Linked DNA regions of Homo sapiens: regions 2 and 3 are each linked to region 1. A link is a loop called in an ENCODE intact Hi-C map of the cell type or tissue named here. Cell type or tissue: endothelial cell of umbilical vein. All regions are shown on one strand.

The links. Peaks named below come from ENCODE experiments on the same cell type or tissue, not always from the same donor. Only the 100,000 strongest peaks of a DNase experiment are listed, where the experiment ranks them.
Region 2: it touches region 1 in a loop (7-fold over the local background); 13 of 110 quality-filtered maps call a loop at or near these places.
Region 3: it touches region 1 in a loop (8-fold over the local background); 5 of 110 quality-filtered maps call a loop at or near these places.

The regions. Positions count from the first base shown.
Region 1 is chr15:73,948,711-73,953,710 of GRCh38, reverse strand. It overlaps LOXL1 (lysyl oxidase like 1), which reads right to left. Exons shown (of 7, transcript NM_005576.4): 6 at 4,137-4,252; 7 at 1,575-1,880. The coding sequence ends at 1,874. Among named protein-coding and RNA genes, the nearest start is that of LOXL1-AS1, 23 kb to the right of the region's middle. RefSeq lists an enhancer at 497-1,180. In endothelial cell of umbilical vein, a CTCF peak has its summit at 2,430 (motif pointing left); a DNase peak (open chromatin) is centred at 2,310; H3K27ac peaks cover 724 bases.
Region 2 is chr15:74,305,689-74,310,688 of GRCh38, reverse strand. The region is part of intron 11 of CCDC33 (coiled-coil domain containing 33); the gene reads right to left. Among named protein-coding and RNA genes, the nearest start is that of CCDC33-AS1, 12 kb to the left of the region's middle. In endothelial cell of umbilical vein, CTCF peaks have their summits at 2,475 and 2,677 (motif pointing right); no DNase peak of the experiment used is centred here; H3K27me3 peaks cover 2,464 bases.
Region 3 is chr15:74,034,518-74,039,517 of GRCh38, reverse strand. PML (PML nuclear body scaffold) reads right to left here. Exons shown (of 9, transcript NM_033238.3): 7 at 4,988-5,000. Among named protein-coding and RNA genes, the nearest start is that of PML, 42 kb to the right of the region's middle. RefSeq lists an enhancer at 1,546-2,427. In endothelial cell of umbilical vein, a CTCF peak has its summit at 2,453 (motif pointing right); a DNase peak (open chromatin) is centred at 2,457.

The DNA.
Region 1 (5,000 bases):
CTGGGAGTATCTAGGAAGGAGAGGGGGTGGGGCTGCAATAAGGACAGCATCTTGGGAAGCACACACCGGCAGGGGATGCAGCAGAATGGCAGCCCTGGATGACAGGCATGTGCCTGTACTCCTCTCACCCGTCCTGGTCCAGCTCCAGAGGGAGAGTGGCAGAGCTGCGGCACCTACCCTGTCAGCAGAGTTAAATCCCAGCCAGACCTGCAGAGGAAGGGCCGAGGGAGGGCTGCAGCCACACCCACTCCACCCTGCTGCCTGGGCTGGTGAGTGGCCCAAGGGCTCCAGGGGACTGGGCCAGAACCCTCCTGGATGCATAGCATGGCTCCAAGAAGCCCTCCCTCTCTACTGCACCAGAAAACCTCCTTGCTACCAGGGACCCTGAGGCAAGGATCGCATCAGAGCCAAAAGCAGGGGACACCTTCTTGGAGGACCTCTGCAAATGGGCTGGGGCTCACCAAGATCTGGAGGGGTGGGTGCTGACACCCTGTAGCTCCCCCGGCACCTCCCCTGCAGCAGTAGCTCATCAACTCTCCATGTCAGTGTGGGAGCCAGGCAGGAGGGCATTCCCATCTTACTCATGAGGAAACTGAGGCCCGGAGATGAAGTCTGACTTGCCCACAGTCACACAGCAGTGAGCAGGATTGGCCCTGGAACCCAGAGCCCTGGTACTTGGACAAAGTCTCTTTCCCTTTCTCACTGGTGTTGCCCCCACAGGGAAGCAGGTGGGTCTGGAGGCATCCCGAGGGCTCGTTGTTCAGGGCCTCGAGGAGGAGAGGCACCACCCTCTCACTTCTTCCTGGTCCATTCCAGTGTCCAGGACCTCTGGGATGCCACAGCCAGGGCAGGGGACGGGGGCTGCAGGGCTGCGGGGCCTCCCTCCATCTCCCACTCACACCCTGTCGGCCTGCAGCCCCACCTCATGATCTCTGCTCAATGCTGTCTCTCTGCCAAGAATCCTCTTCTCCCCTCCCTGCCTGGAAGGAGGCTCTCTCCCATGTGAAGGCTCCCCAGAACCCCTAGGTGCTGCCTCACTGGGCAACGCGTGCTCCCCGTTCCCTGTGGTTATGCGCTCCCTGAGGGCAGAAGCTACGATGCTCCTGCGTGTGCCCTAGCACAGCACCTGGCCTTCAGGAGACTTGAGTTCGGGAGCCTGCAATTGTAAGGGAGTGGGTGGCTGGTGGAGAGTGAACGGTGTGAGAGTGAGAGGGCCAGGAGGGGGACCGGTGGGAGTGTGAGGCTGAAGGCTGAGAAGGGGCAGCAGTGGGCACACGAGCCCAGATAGGAGCAGGGGCTGAGCAGGGAGAGCAGGCTGGTGCCGCCCACCCCGCTGCAGGGCCCTCCCCTAGTCGGATGTGGTCCCATTCCCATGCGACAGGCTTGGCCAAGGGCTCAACCCCACAGGCTTCCACGATGGGCTCAGCGCCCTCATGGTCACTGTGGTCCTGACCGGGTGGTGGCTGCCCTTTCCACATTTGGCGAGGGGAAGGATGATGCCTAAGGACATCCCCCAGGCCCAAACTAGCTGTGGCTGGCCAGCCAGCCAGCAGGCCGCATGCAGAGCCACAGAGTAGAAAAACCTTGTTTTATTCAGCCCAGACCTGGGCAATCTAGCTCTGTGGTATGGCCAAAGTATAAAAAATAAAAACCAACAACAACAAAACAACACTGTAGAGAAAAGTGAAGTATAAAATGGGGTCTGGCGTCCGGAATCCCTGTGGTTTTCATCCACGTTCGCTCCCTGAGGCCGGCAGGGAGGGATGCCCCTCCGTGCCTGTGGGTTGGGGGCTGGGCCCCTCGGCGGGAGGCTGCCCGGGGAGCAGGGCCTGCTTTGGAAGGGGAGAGATTGGCCATCTGTCCCTCCCGGAGATCAGGATCTGAGGAAGGAAAGACAGTGGGTCAATGAGGGGCTGCAAAGTAGGCCCCCGTGGCCTCCTCAGCCAGGGCGTCCCTCCCACAGCCCAGATCCCTCGTGGCAGGGCAGGCATGGGCCTACATTTCCCTCAAGAGAAAGTTCCGACCCCCTCAGCCCAGCTCCAAAAGGAGGGGTTTGATGGACTCCCACCCACCCAGGGCACAGTCTCAGCACATTCCCCTCCCCATGCCCTAGTCCCAGATTGTTTTCTAGGCCATTAGCAGAGCTGCTACTGTCTGGAAATACTTTCTTGTTTTTTCTAACTCAGTACTTTTTTTTTTTTAAGCCTCCTTTTTCCTCCAGAAACACGATGGAAACCCACAGGCGTCAGTCCCGTGGCCTTTCTGGGAACGCTCTGTCCAGCTTCCTGTGCACGCTGGCCCAGCTGCCTGCCTGCGGTCAGGGTCACAGAGACTGAGACACTCTAATAAGGCCCGGCCTTTCCAAGCACTTATGTAAAGAGCTCTTGGAAGGAAGGGCTTTGGCTCCCCCTGCTGCCCACAGGCCCCCGGGGAGCTGGGAGGGCCGCGCAGGCTGCTTCTCCATCTGCCCTGCCGACAGCCCTCCTGGCTGCTCCAGGCGCCTGGCACGTGGGATGCTGTTTCTGTTCCCATCCCCCTTTCCCAGCAGCAGGAGGGATTCCCTGCCTCCCCGAGCCCCCAGCAGCCTCCTTTGTTTCCTGGATACCCCCTTCTTCCTTCCTCCTCCTTCCCTAGAATGGCTTCTACCACTTAGGTGACCCTGGGTCTTGAATGGCTAAGACAGGCCCTGAGGAGCAGGAATGTGCTGGAAACCCAGGCCTGCTAAAGAGCCAAACTGCCAGTGATGGGACAGGAGTTCGTCCTTTCAAACATGCTGTGTGCCCTGGGGAATTCTGATCTCATTCTACTCATGAGGAACCTAATCTCTGCACTGAACTGGAGGCTGCTGTTCCCATTTTTAATATTCATGATGTGGTGGCAGCATGCTGTGAACAGTTAGGTTGATGGTAGCAACCAAGTGTGAGAGGGCTGTCTCTAAATGAGCCTGGCTCTGGTCACAGACTGAGCCCTGACCCTGGCCACACACTAAGCCCTGATCCTGGTCACACACTGAGCCCTGATCCTGGTCACACACTGAGCCCTGAGCCTGGCTACACACTGGGCCCTGACTCTGGTCACAGACTGAGCCCTGACCCTGGTCACACACTGGGCCCTGACCCTAGGTATACACTGAACCCTGATCCTGGTCACACACTGAGCCTTGATCCTGGTCACACATTGAGTCCTAACCCTTGTCACACACTGAGCCCTAACCCTTGTCACAGACTGAATCCTGACCCTGGCCATACACCACACCCTGACCATAGTCATAGGCTTAATCTCTCATACCTGCCATCCATTAATAAGTACACACTTTTAGGGAAAGATACCTCTCTGGGCCTTAAGATCTCTACCACCTTTCTCCCAGTTGATGAACTAAAGCTGAAAGCTCTAGGACTAATTTTTTTTTTTTTTTTTAATGGAAAAGGGTTGCTTCGATCTGGAGTGTGGTGGGGTTTCCTTGTGAGCTTGTAAGCAAGGGGTCCCTCTGCAAACTACTTCACATGGGGAATCAGGAGAAAGACTGAGGACCCTACCCAGCAGCATGTGCCAAAATCCCAAGCCCAGATTTTAGGCACTTCTTCTACAATGGGGGCCTAGGGACTGAAGATGGCTCCTTTGAACCAGAATCACTTCTAATCTGTGACTGTTTAATCCAGTCCACTTGAAAAGGACACTAATGATCACAGCTGCTGTTCACTGTGTGCCACTGTGAACATGCAGACATCAGGCCTGTAGATCCTCATTGCCAGCCTATGTGGAAATACCTATTTTATAGTTGAGGAAAGTAGCTCAGGGAAGTAACCCAATGTCACATAGCGAGGAAGCTGTGGAACTGGGACTGCAGAGCTCATGGCCTTGCATCAAATGACTCTGCCTTCTGCTGGTTTTCACTTGGGACATCTCAGGGAGCCACAGGATGCAGCCCCAGATCAACACCCTACGGCCTGAGCCCCACCGTAAACACTCAGCTTGGGGTTGGCACGGACAAGGCTCTTTTTGATGGGCCCTGCTGCAGCTGCGTTCGGCCATCAAGGTGACCTAAAGTGCAGGTATCTTAGGTATCTCAGGTGGCCTTGCCTGCTCCCCAGGCAGGAAAGGGACGGAGCCAGGAAGGGTGGTGGGCAAACTCTTACTGGACAATTTTGCAGTTTGTTGCAGAAACGTAGCGACCTGTGTAGTGAATGTTGCATCTCACCACGTTGTTGGTGAAGTCAGACTCCAAAACAATATACTTTGGGTTCACGTGCACCTGAGGAAGAAGAGAAACAGGGAGAAAGGGAGTCTAGTCAGGGGGGCTGCACCTCAACTGCTCACCAGAGAAGGTGGTAAAGAGGCAGACAGACAGACAGAGAGGTGACAGAGAGAGGGAGAACAGAGACACACTGCTAGAGAGACACAGAGGGGAAAGAAGAGGCAGCTGGTAATCCAAGAAAACATCATCTAATCCCCCTTATCAGAAGATTGGATGTTTCCCTAGAGCTAGAGCCTATGCCAGGTGGGCCCCGCATGGGGCATTTGGGGTCAGAGAGGTTGGATCCTGCCCGAGGGAATGCAGTAATGAGGAGCTGAGCCAGGATTCAACACCTGGTCTCCCCAAATCCAAGGCTCAAAGTCATTCCCTATGCATCCCTGTCTAGGTGACTGATCGAGGGCCTGTCTGATCCCCTGCTCTGGAGCCCCACGTGCCCAACATTCACTGAGATGATGGCCCAAGTATGATCTGTGCTTTTTGTCTGAAAAGGAGCTGTTGGGATACAACACTTTTAAATGTTGGATTAACTAGGGTAGGGCCAGCTTTATTTGCAGAACATCTAAGAACAGATGCAGGGATGCAACTTTCAAATCCTGGTACACTCCCAAAGGGCAGGGACTGTGAACTGCATTGCTTATGTGGTTTGTGTGTCTAGTGCCTAGAACTCAGAGGGGACTTCCTACATGTTGATTGAGTGGATGAATGAGGAAAAGAAAAAATATACTGGACAACCCCAGGCCCTGGA
Region 2 (5,000 bases), 360 kb before region 1:
GCAGGTGGCAATGAAGGGAGGGGGCTTCCTGGGGGCAGCACTCTCGCTGCTGGCGGGTACCCTCCCTGCTGGCTCTCTCAGGATGCCCCCTGACCACCTCAGGCCCCTCAGAGTCGGTCTCAAAATTCAAATTTCTTTTTTTTTTTTTTTTTTGAGATGGAGTCTCCTCTGTCGCCCAGGCTAGAGTGCAGTGGCTTGATCTCGGCTCACTGCAACCTCTGTCTCCTGGGTTCAAGCTATTTTCCTGCTTCAGCCTCTCAAGTAGCTGGGATTACAGGCATGCACCATCACGCTCAGCTGATTTTTGTATTTTTAGTAGAAACGGGGTTTCACCATGTTGTTCAGGATGGTCTCAATCTCTTGACCTCGTGATCTGCCCGCCTCGGCCTTCCAAAGTGCTGGGATTACAGGCATGAGCCATTGTGCCCGGCCTCAGAATTCAAATTCTGATTAGCCAGACCTTCTGCACCAAGCACATCTCCAGTCCTGCCTCCTAACCATCTTCCCAGAGTTGTTTTTGTTTTTATTTTGTTTGAGTCAGGTTCTCACTCTGTCATCCGGGCTGGAGTGCAGTGGCGGGCACATGGCTCACTGCCCGCAGCCTCAACCTCTTAGGCTCAAGCAATTCTCCCACCTCAGTCTCCCAAGTAGCTAGTATTACAGGCACGTGTCACCATGCTTGGTTAATTTTTTAAAAAAATTTTGTGGAGACGGCATCTCGCTATGTTACCTAGGCTGGTCTCAAGCTCCTGGTCTCAAGTGATCCTCCTGCCTCAGCCTCCCAAAGTGCTGGGATTACAGGTGTGAGCCACTGCGCTAGCTTCTCCCAGAGTTTTTAAGTTCCCCTCATACTTAAAGTCCAGGCTGTTCTGTTGAGATGGCTGGTGGAGGACTTGGGGGGTCTGGAACGGGTGGGGCACAGATCCATTTGTAGTGGATAAATAGATTCCCTGAAGGAGTGGCCAATAGTGGTGTAAGATGTGGGTCTTGGAGGGACCGAGAGAGATGGAAGCTTGTTCCCAGACCCTCTGCACTCTCCTACACTGTACTCTTCACTCCCCACTGTAGGAAAAAAAGGCGCCAGAAGCTCTTCATGGCTCACAGAAGCCGCTCCAGGCACTGTGAGGTTTTCACAGCCAGCCTGGGGATAAGGGCTAGCACTGTCCCCCTTTCCCAGCTAAAGAGACTGAGGTTCCTGTAGGTGCTGGCTGGGAGCCGAGTAGGAGGTAAACACCTCTGTGATCCAGACCACCCCTGGTCCACCAAGCTGCTCAGGAAGGGCATTCTGTGCATTCAGTGAGCACACACTTACTGAGCACCCACTGCACGCCAGGCACCTGGTGTGGAGGTGGGCGAGGGGTACAAGGTGGAGTGAGCCGGGAACACAGGCCTGGAGCTGGGAGGAGGCACCACTGCCATTGAGCATGGGTAGAATATTCTGGGTTCAGGTAAAGGCTTGAGGCAGGGGCTTCAGAAGCCCCAGGGCCCATCAGGCTGAGGGGCTCCTGTTGCAGGCAAGGGAACAATGCATGGGTTCAGGGCGGGGGGTAGCATGTCTAGATTTGGGCTTGGGACAGGTCACCTGGTGGCTGTGTCTTAGGAGGAGGAAGGCTGAGGTAGGCAGGAGGGCCCCATCTGGACGGTCAGCTCCCAGATCCTGAGCCAGCTCTCTGAGTGAGCCCACTGGCCCTCCACAGGAGCCCCCCCACCCACATACAGGAGAAGGCAGGAGGGTGAGGTCTTCATCTTGGCCTCCACAGGACCCTCCCTACCAGCGTGGCAGCTCCCTACTGAATGGCTCCCTACCCAGCCTGAGGAGGAAGAGTGAGATGCCTCCAGTCCCAAACTAGTCCTCTGAGAGGGTCCAGCTGTCATTGCTCTTCCTGGCCCTTCCAAATCCCCGAGCCCCTCTGCAGCCCAACCCCAGGGTCCACCCTGTGGAGGTGGATTTGCATATCTGAGAGTGAAAAAAATTCTGCTGCAGAGGCTTAGTGCCACCAGAGATGCTGAGCCCCCTTTTGTCTGTTTGAGTAAGAGCTGGCTAAAGGCTGAAGGATAATTAGTCCCCCGTGGGCAACGCTGTCCCCCCTCCTTGAAGATTTAAAGGCGCAGCCCACATGCTCAAGCCACTCGGGTCTCAGCCCCTTCCCCCACAGGCCCTCCCCGCCCCCTCGACTCCGCCCTAAGGAGGGGACGGCAGCTCTGGCAGGAGCCGATGAATGAGCATTTTATCTGATTAAACTGGGAGTGAACTGGCTGGTCTCTATTATCTGCGGACTTGATTGGATATTTAGCACCAAATGTGTGTGTGTGTGTGTGTGTGTGTGTGTCTGTCTGTCTGCACACATGGACTGGGCTTTTCTAGTCCGTGTGTCAGGAAGAAATTGGATTGTACTGAAAAACATTTAATCTGAACTCAGGAGTGCACCCTGATAGAGTCACCAAGCTAGTGGTGAGGGTTGGGGGAGGGACAGTTCTGCCTTTAGCCCTGGACAAGAGGGGCTCCAGCCCTGGGCCCCGTGGGTTGAAAGGTCCTGCTTTGGCCCTCTTCGGGGTACAACCCTTCCCATGGGGTGAGGAGTCAGTGGTCCCAAGGGGGACGTGCCCACCTAGAGCCCGTGCCCGCTTTAGACCTCACCCTGGGTAACTGGGATCCTGGCACTCCCCTGCTTCCAGGGCCTGTCCTCCTGAAGGTGGCAGTATACCCTTATGCACTCGAGAGAGCCCACAGAGTCTCATAGGTGTGGGACTGAAATTGAGCTGTGTGAGAAGAAAAGGGGATGGGTGGGGTTGAGGGGTGGGGGCCTGGGAGTGGCTCTCGCCATACTGCCAGGGGCCAGTGTGGAAGCTGAGAATTCTTTGAGGTTGTTCATAAGGTGTATTTATTGAGGTAGAGGAATGGAACATATTTAGGAGTTTGCTAGCTTCTGCTTGATTTATATTTTGATTACTGGGGTTTGGACATATGGTATGTAGGCCTTGCTTATACTCTCAAATGTTCCAGGTGGAACTCGGCAGGGGGTGGCCTGAGGCCACAGAGCTTGTCTTGGTGTTTACTAGGAAACTGAGGCAGCTCTTCCTCCCAGATAGGCTGGGAAGATGGTGAGTTAAGCTCACCAGGCTCCTGACTTCCAAGTCACCAGGCTCGGCCAAGGCTCAAGTGCTAGGCTGGAGACCCCCAACCTGTGTTGGACCAAGACTCCCCCTCGGTCTTGTCTGGTGGCCCTGGGAGGGTTATTGTGCTATCAGCAGGTTCCTCTCCCACAAAGTGGGGATGATAATTGTATGTTCCTTTTCAGTCTGGAGTGAGGATTACATGAGATTGTGACCGAAGTTCTGGGTACAGAGTACGAGCTCAGTGAATCTTGATGGGAACACTTAGTGTTATTAAAATGAGTACTAAGGTTGGGCTGGTGCTTGCAGAGCACAGAAGGGACAAGCCCCATTTCCCAGGTTAGCAACTCTTTCTCCCAGTCGCTCCTGGTTCTATAGTCCACCTCACCCTCACCAATCGATGATTCAAGCCCTCAGCAATTTATGGCCTCATCATCTTGGCTTTAGTTACCGAGAGTGCTCCACTCCTGCCTCGCCCACCCACCATTTAATTAAGGATGGACAGCAAGACCTGGCAGCACCGGCCATCTCACTAAGGAGCAGCGCCAGGAGGCTGTCCCACCTCTGCCTGCCTTGTTTGCTGGGATGAAAGAGGAAATTGTCAAGACCAGGCTCCTCACTCCACAGGAGGGGAGACGGAGGCCCAGGAGGGGAGGGGTCAGTCAGGCTGACTCCTCAAGTCAGAACTGACTCCATGTCTCCTGATGCTCCTCCTGCCCAACCCTCTCTCGGCAGTAAATTTTCTCTCTCTCTGGGTGGCCTCTGCCCGGAGTGACCTCGTTCTCATCTCCTCTGAGCCTGATCTTCTGGGTACTTAGGGCAGGCCCTGACTTGACCAGTCCTCTAGTCCACCTATCCCATCCATTCTTTCCTCCACACCGCTAAGACTTTCTCATCCCTCACTGGAGGGAGGCATTCGCTCCATTAATACAGATAGAGAAACTGAGGTCCAGACAGGGAAGGGACTAGCCCTGGGGCCCCACAGTGCCTTTTGGTGAGACCCCAGGCCAGGCCTGGAGAGAGACAGGCACACACACACTAACTAGTAATTCCCACTCAACAGATCAACAGATTCCTCTTGCAGGAACAAGAGGAATTTCATTTCCCTTCCACCAACAAATCAAAGATCTGTTATGGTTTCATGCTAACCGCCACTGATGCTTGGTTGGCTTTTCTCTCTTGCTTATCACAGTGACATCTGCAGACTACCCTGGCATTCTGTAGAAAGTGTGCACTGCCTGGGGTGGGAGTTGATGGGGGTTAGGATTAGGTAGACCCCCTCTGTGCTCCCACAATCTCCTGAGGACCCTGAGCCCCAGTCCTGACCACATCCTCCTCCAGCCATTCTTGATGTGTCTCCCTGCTCAATTGGGACTTCTTGAGCACAGGGACCCTTGTACGGAATTATCTTTATGTGACTGTCACATATCTTGGAGGTGAACTTCTGGAGAGGGGGTCAGAGGGAGAGGCCTGGGTGAGTTGTGCTGCCTTCCGTCATCCCCCTCAGTCTCGAGGGATCCCATGAACACAACGACTATTAATAAGCCTCCTGCAAAGTGCCAAAGTGGACGGCCCTTTACAGTTTCCAGTGCATTGCCATCCACTCTCCTGTTAGTCCTCTGAAAAGCCTCAAGAGGCGGGGAGAGTATTTCCTCTACTTAACAATGAAGAGACAGGATCAGAGAGGTTGAGTGATTTTTTCAAGGCCACACAGCTCTTGGGAGGTGGAAATGGAACTCATACCTGCTGGGGCTGCACAAATGAGTGGAGGAATCTGTGGGGCGAGATAACCAGACTTGGCACAGAGTAGATGCTCAAAACCCTGGTCGAACAAATGAATGAATGCATGAATGAATGAGTAGGTGCATGTACCAGAAATGAATGAA
Region 3 (5,000 bases), 86 kb before region 1:
TCCAGCCTCTGGAAGATACAGAACATCTGACATTCATGCTTATCAAGAGCCCTCAAGCTCCTGAAGAACTTTCTGAGCACTTAAGCATCAGCTACAGCTGGGATCAGTTTGGCAAGACACATGCATTGCTATCTTTCTGCAGACACAAAACCCCAGCTCTTGCAAAGCCTCAAAGACCCCAGGAATACTGCACATGTTATGAGTGAACTGGACCATAAACTCGGCCAGCCTGTGGCCTCTGCTGCCCTTCTGCCTAGCTCCAGCCTCTTGGCCAGCACCTCCGTTTCATTTTCTCAGATGCACACTCACCAGTGCCACGGCCCCTCCCCTGGATCAGCCATTCCCCACAGGCCTCCCTTCCTCCGCCGTCACCACTGCCACTTCTGCCACAGGCTGCCCCCTCACCTTGGCCCCCTCCTGTTGCTGCTGCCACCAAGGCACCGGAGCCAGTAATCTGTCACAAGAGTGGGTGAAAACACCTATCTTTTCCACTTTGGATCCTAAAGCAGGGGCCCCAGGGCAGGCGCACTGCTGACCCACTCTGGCAGTTTTTAAGCAAAGTCCTCACCCCAGGTACTCCACAACCAGGCCTGGGGGACTCACTGCTCCACCCCATGACTATGCCCTGCTGCCTCTCGCTCCTTCTTGCACAAACAGTCTCTCACTGAATCCCTAGGACACAGGTGAAGCTCAAGGGAGGGGTTCCTAAATGCCCTGATACACTTGGAAAGTAGTAATGTAGCAGACCAGTATTCTGCAACTTTCCTCACTGCAAAGCTGGATATAAGCTGCAGAGCTGGGGAGGATGGGTTAGGTGGGAGCCGGGATCACCTTGGGAATATCACCCCACCCCCTCCAAGCTGGGGAGTAGGAATTTGCAGTGGTGGTGCTGGGTGTACTCTGGGGGCACCAGGGGTCTGGAAAGGGCCCAGAAGTTGGGTGAGAAATGCATAGGGGGGACCTAATTTGTTGGGGTTTTAAAATATATATTTTCTAAAGTTTGGGACTCCTATAACAATTTTTAAAACCTGTGTCTTAAAGCTACATACACAAAAGCAGCGGTCCTCTGGCTCTCTCCCCACGTCTCTAGGCCTGCTCTCTAATGTGAGCTCCTAGGTATTTAATTCATCATCACCTGAAATGTGCTTTTACCCCCTCCCTTAATTCACTGTATAGCCCCTAATGACTCCTTGCTGATAGCTGAGCATTACATACTCCCCGCCCCACCCCCAATATTGCTGGGGTCCCTCTACTTGATTCTCCATGACATCTGGGGACACTGTTGGCACTCCAAACCTGTTCTCCACCTTTCCTTCCCAGGCTTCTGCCTCTACCCAGGGTCAGTGGTAGCTTTAATTTTACCAAGATTATGGGATGGAAAGAAGTGCCCAGATTTCAGAGGAATTTACACCCTAGAAAGACAAGACTCAATAACTGGTTGGATGTGAGGAATAATCAAAAGGGGGGTGCCCTGGGTGGCTATGGGGTCTTGGCTTGTGCAACCGGGCAGAGAGTGGGGCGAGCCAGTGAGACGGGAGGAGAAGGTGCTGAGTTTGAGGTACCTATGGGCATCCATGCGGAGCTGTTGGAAGGTCACTGGCCATGCTGGTCTGGCAGGCAGGTGCGAGTGTTGGGTATCAGCTACCCCTGGGCAGTAACTGAAGTCAGGGGCGTGGCTGAGAGCACCTGGGAGAATACACAGACTGAAAAGAGGAAAGGGCCCAGCAGCAAACCTGCAGGAGCACCACAACCAAGAAAAAACAGAGCCTGCAGAGGAGAGGGAGGAGTGCCCAGAGCTGCATCCGAGCAGGCGATCTTTCCAGGAAAGACCGGGCCCAGCGCCGGTCAAGAATAATAACGACTAAACGCGACACTGCACCTAGAGGCACAGAGGCCACCCTGGTACTGGCGGGGAAGCGCAGGAGGTGGGGTGAAGAAGGGGCAAGGAGGGGGCTGAAGTGTAAACAAGGAGAGCAGAGGAAGGGGAGCCGACAGCTGGAGAGAGAAGTGGGTGGAGTTTTCTGAGATGAGAAAGACCTCATTCAGGGTGTTTAGTTCAGAAGGCAGTGGATACATTAGAAGATGCAAGAGAGATGAGGAGGAGGAGTGAGGCTCCCAGGGGGTCAAGGGCTGGGGCCAGGACACAGGGTGAGTCCTGGAGGCAGGTGGACATCCCTTCCACCCTAACGAGGGCAGGGAAGGGGTGCGATGGGGATCTGTAAATAGCAAGATGTCAACTGTCCCTATGCCATTGGAGAGCTCCTGTTTTCTCCCTGGAGCAGAAGGTGCCGCCATCAGCTGAGGGTGAGGCTGGGACAAGGGCCCAGTGAAGAAAGGCAGGCGGGGGCTGCCCTGCAGAGCAAAAGGACATGCTGGGCGGAGCACCAAGGAGCCCTTAGCAGTCACAGGCAACCACTCATAGTTTTCCCAGGCCTTTCTCCTGCAGATCTCGGTCTCCAGGTGGCAGCACAGAGGCGACAAGCTCCTGAGTCCTTCCAGGATTTTCTGCTGGGCAGGGAGCTGCAATTCTGATGAAAGATGGGATGAAATGGGGAGTGCGCGGGGCTGGAGGGAGGCGAAGGTAGGACTGAGAGCTCAAGGAACAGGAGGCTGCGGTCAGAGTCTGAGAGGACCGGCTGAGGGACCGACAGTGCTCGGTGATGGCAAGGTGCAGGGCACGGCCACGGGGCAGGCAGCTGTCTGGGGGAATGGGGTGACAACCCCTGAGAGGTTAAGGAGTGGCGGGCAGGTGGGTGGAAATAGAAGTCACTCAGGAGGAAGGCAGGACCTGAGCAGGGAGAAGAAATCTGGGAGGTGAATGCTCACGTCTGCCCTCAATGAGGGTGGGCAGGTGGGTGTCTGGGATGAGCTGGGGAGCATGGGGCCCACCCTGAGAGGGACAGAGGATCTTACCAGACGGCCAGGAAGGGGCTGGAACAGTCCAGGAAGCAGGGGGCCTTGACCCTACCTCCCACCTCTGATGCCCATGAGTGTGGGAGGAAGAGGGGACATGGTATCCCCAGAGGAGAACTGAGTTCCAGCATAGGGAAGAGAGAACAGCCTGCAGGGAGGAGCTGGATCCATCGGAGAACGCGATGGTCGTGGAATAAGGGTTCGCAAGGGTGATGGTTCAACAAGTGTTTATTGAGCAGCCACATCTGCCAGGTCTTGGGATAGCCAGTCCCTGTGCTCATGGGCTTAGATCCTGGCAGAGGCCTAGTGGAGAGGCTTGGGGTGGGGGTCGGGGCATGGAAGGCTGTGCTATTGGCCAGGGACTCAGAATACAGGAGAGTGCAAGGGTGACAGAAGTTTCTTTCTTGGGCAAAGAGGCCTGGAATGGTGGCTTGAATCTCAGCCATGCCTTAGCCTTCCCCTCTCAGCCAGAGAAGACCCAGGTCTCCCTGCCCAGAGGTCCATGCATAGCCATTCATTCGTTGATTCATTCCTTAACCAAGAATTAATGAGTGCTACTCTGTGCAGGGCCTGTAAGAGCATGGGCTGGAGGAGGCAGCTCAGGGGCCGGGCAGGGGTGTTGGCTGCAAGGTTACAAGAGAAGGGTAGCACTCTCAGAGGCCTGCTTGACGGGCGCCTGGGACTGGGCTGATGGGGGGCCTTTCTGGGGCACAGGGTGGTGGGAATGTAATTGGAGAGGCTTCCAGAGGCACTTGGACTTGAGAGGCCTCCATGGAGCCTCTGACAGAGTCCCCAGGGGGAACACCTGCTCCAAGAGTCTGGGCTCTGCTTTCCCCTGCCCCCACCACGGAAGACATGTCAAGCTGGGAAGCCATGGAGGAGAAGGGGAGGGCAAAAAAGTTGTTGAGCCACTGGGATAAATGGGAGGAGCCCCGGAGGGAGCGGCTGCGGGATCGCACAGCCCCTCGTATCCGGTGGGGTGGGCTGATGCCCCTTTGCAGCTGGGCAGGATGTTCCTGGGCATTGGCAGGATGGTTGAGGGGCCCTGTGATGGCAGGAGTGCTGGCTTGGACCACATGGGGAGACCAAGTCCGAATAGGGGCCCGATGCAATTGAGGGTGCAAGCGGAGGGCATGGCGAAGGCGGATGGCTCTCTGTGCTCTGTACAACAGGTAGCGGATCCCACGGTGGACGGCAGGGCGCTCCTGGTGATCAGGAGGCTCGCTGTGAGGCTCAGCATCGGGGGTGGCAGCCTGCTCAGCGGGCTGGTGGGGAGGCCAAGCTGGGGGGTGGTATGTGCCACAGGGCAGGCTGGAGGCTCCTTGTGCTCTCAGCAGAGACTGGACTGGCGAGGAGTGGGCTGGCGAGGAGTGGGCTGGCGAGGAGTGGGCTGGCGAGGACTGTGGCTCGGCGGTCTCCATGGGCTCCATGCACTTTCCAATACAGAACCTCAGACTGAGGGCTGGAAGAGACCTCAGGGGCCACCCAGTCCAACCTTTCACTCTATTCAGATCCCCTTTTCCCCTGGACAGGTGATAGTCCAGCCTCTAGTAATAAACCTCTAGGGACAGAAGGGTCACTACCCACGAGGCCACCTGTTTCACTGTGGAATGGATTTATATATCTTTCTACATGGATGGAGTCAAACCTCACTTGTTTGGCCCCTATATAGCTGCCCTGTGGCCTGACACCCCTTCACTGGCCCCCACTGGCTGTAATAAACCAAGGAATGGATTCTTGTCCAGCCCTCCTCACTGAGGACTTAGAGGACAGAAAATGCATAAGGAAGCTCCAGACAAAGGTCTTGGACATTCCAGAAAAGAGACAGGGCTCTGGACACATGCTATCAGCATTTCAGAAGAGCTCCTGGCCCTGGTGTAGTGGGAGGGCTGGGGTGGTCCAGGCATGCAGCTGTCATTTGGAGACTGTCCTCAGCACAGCTTGGGACTCAATGCCTCACTGGAAAATTCCCCAGGCGCAAGGCAAGTCTGAGAGTCACCTGCTGTGGCTGTGCCCCCTGGGACCTGAAATGGGGGGAGGCAGGAGTCCTGGGCTGAACTTCTGGGCCACTCACCGAGTTTTCGGCA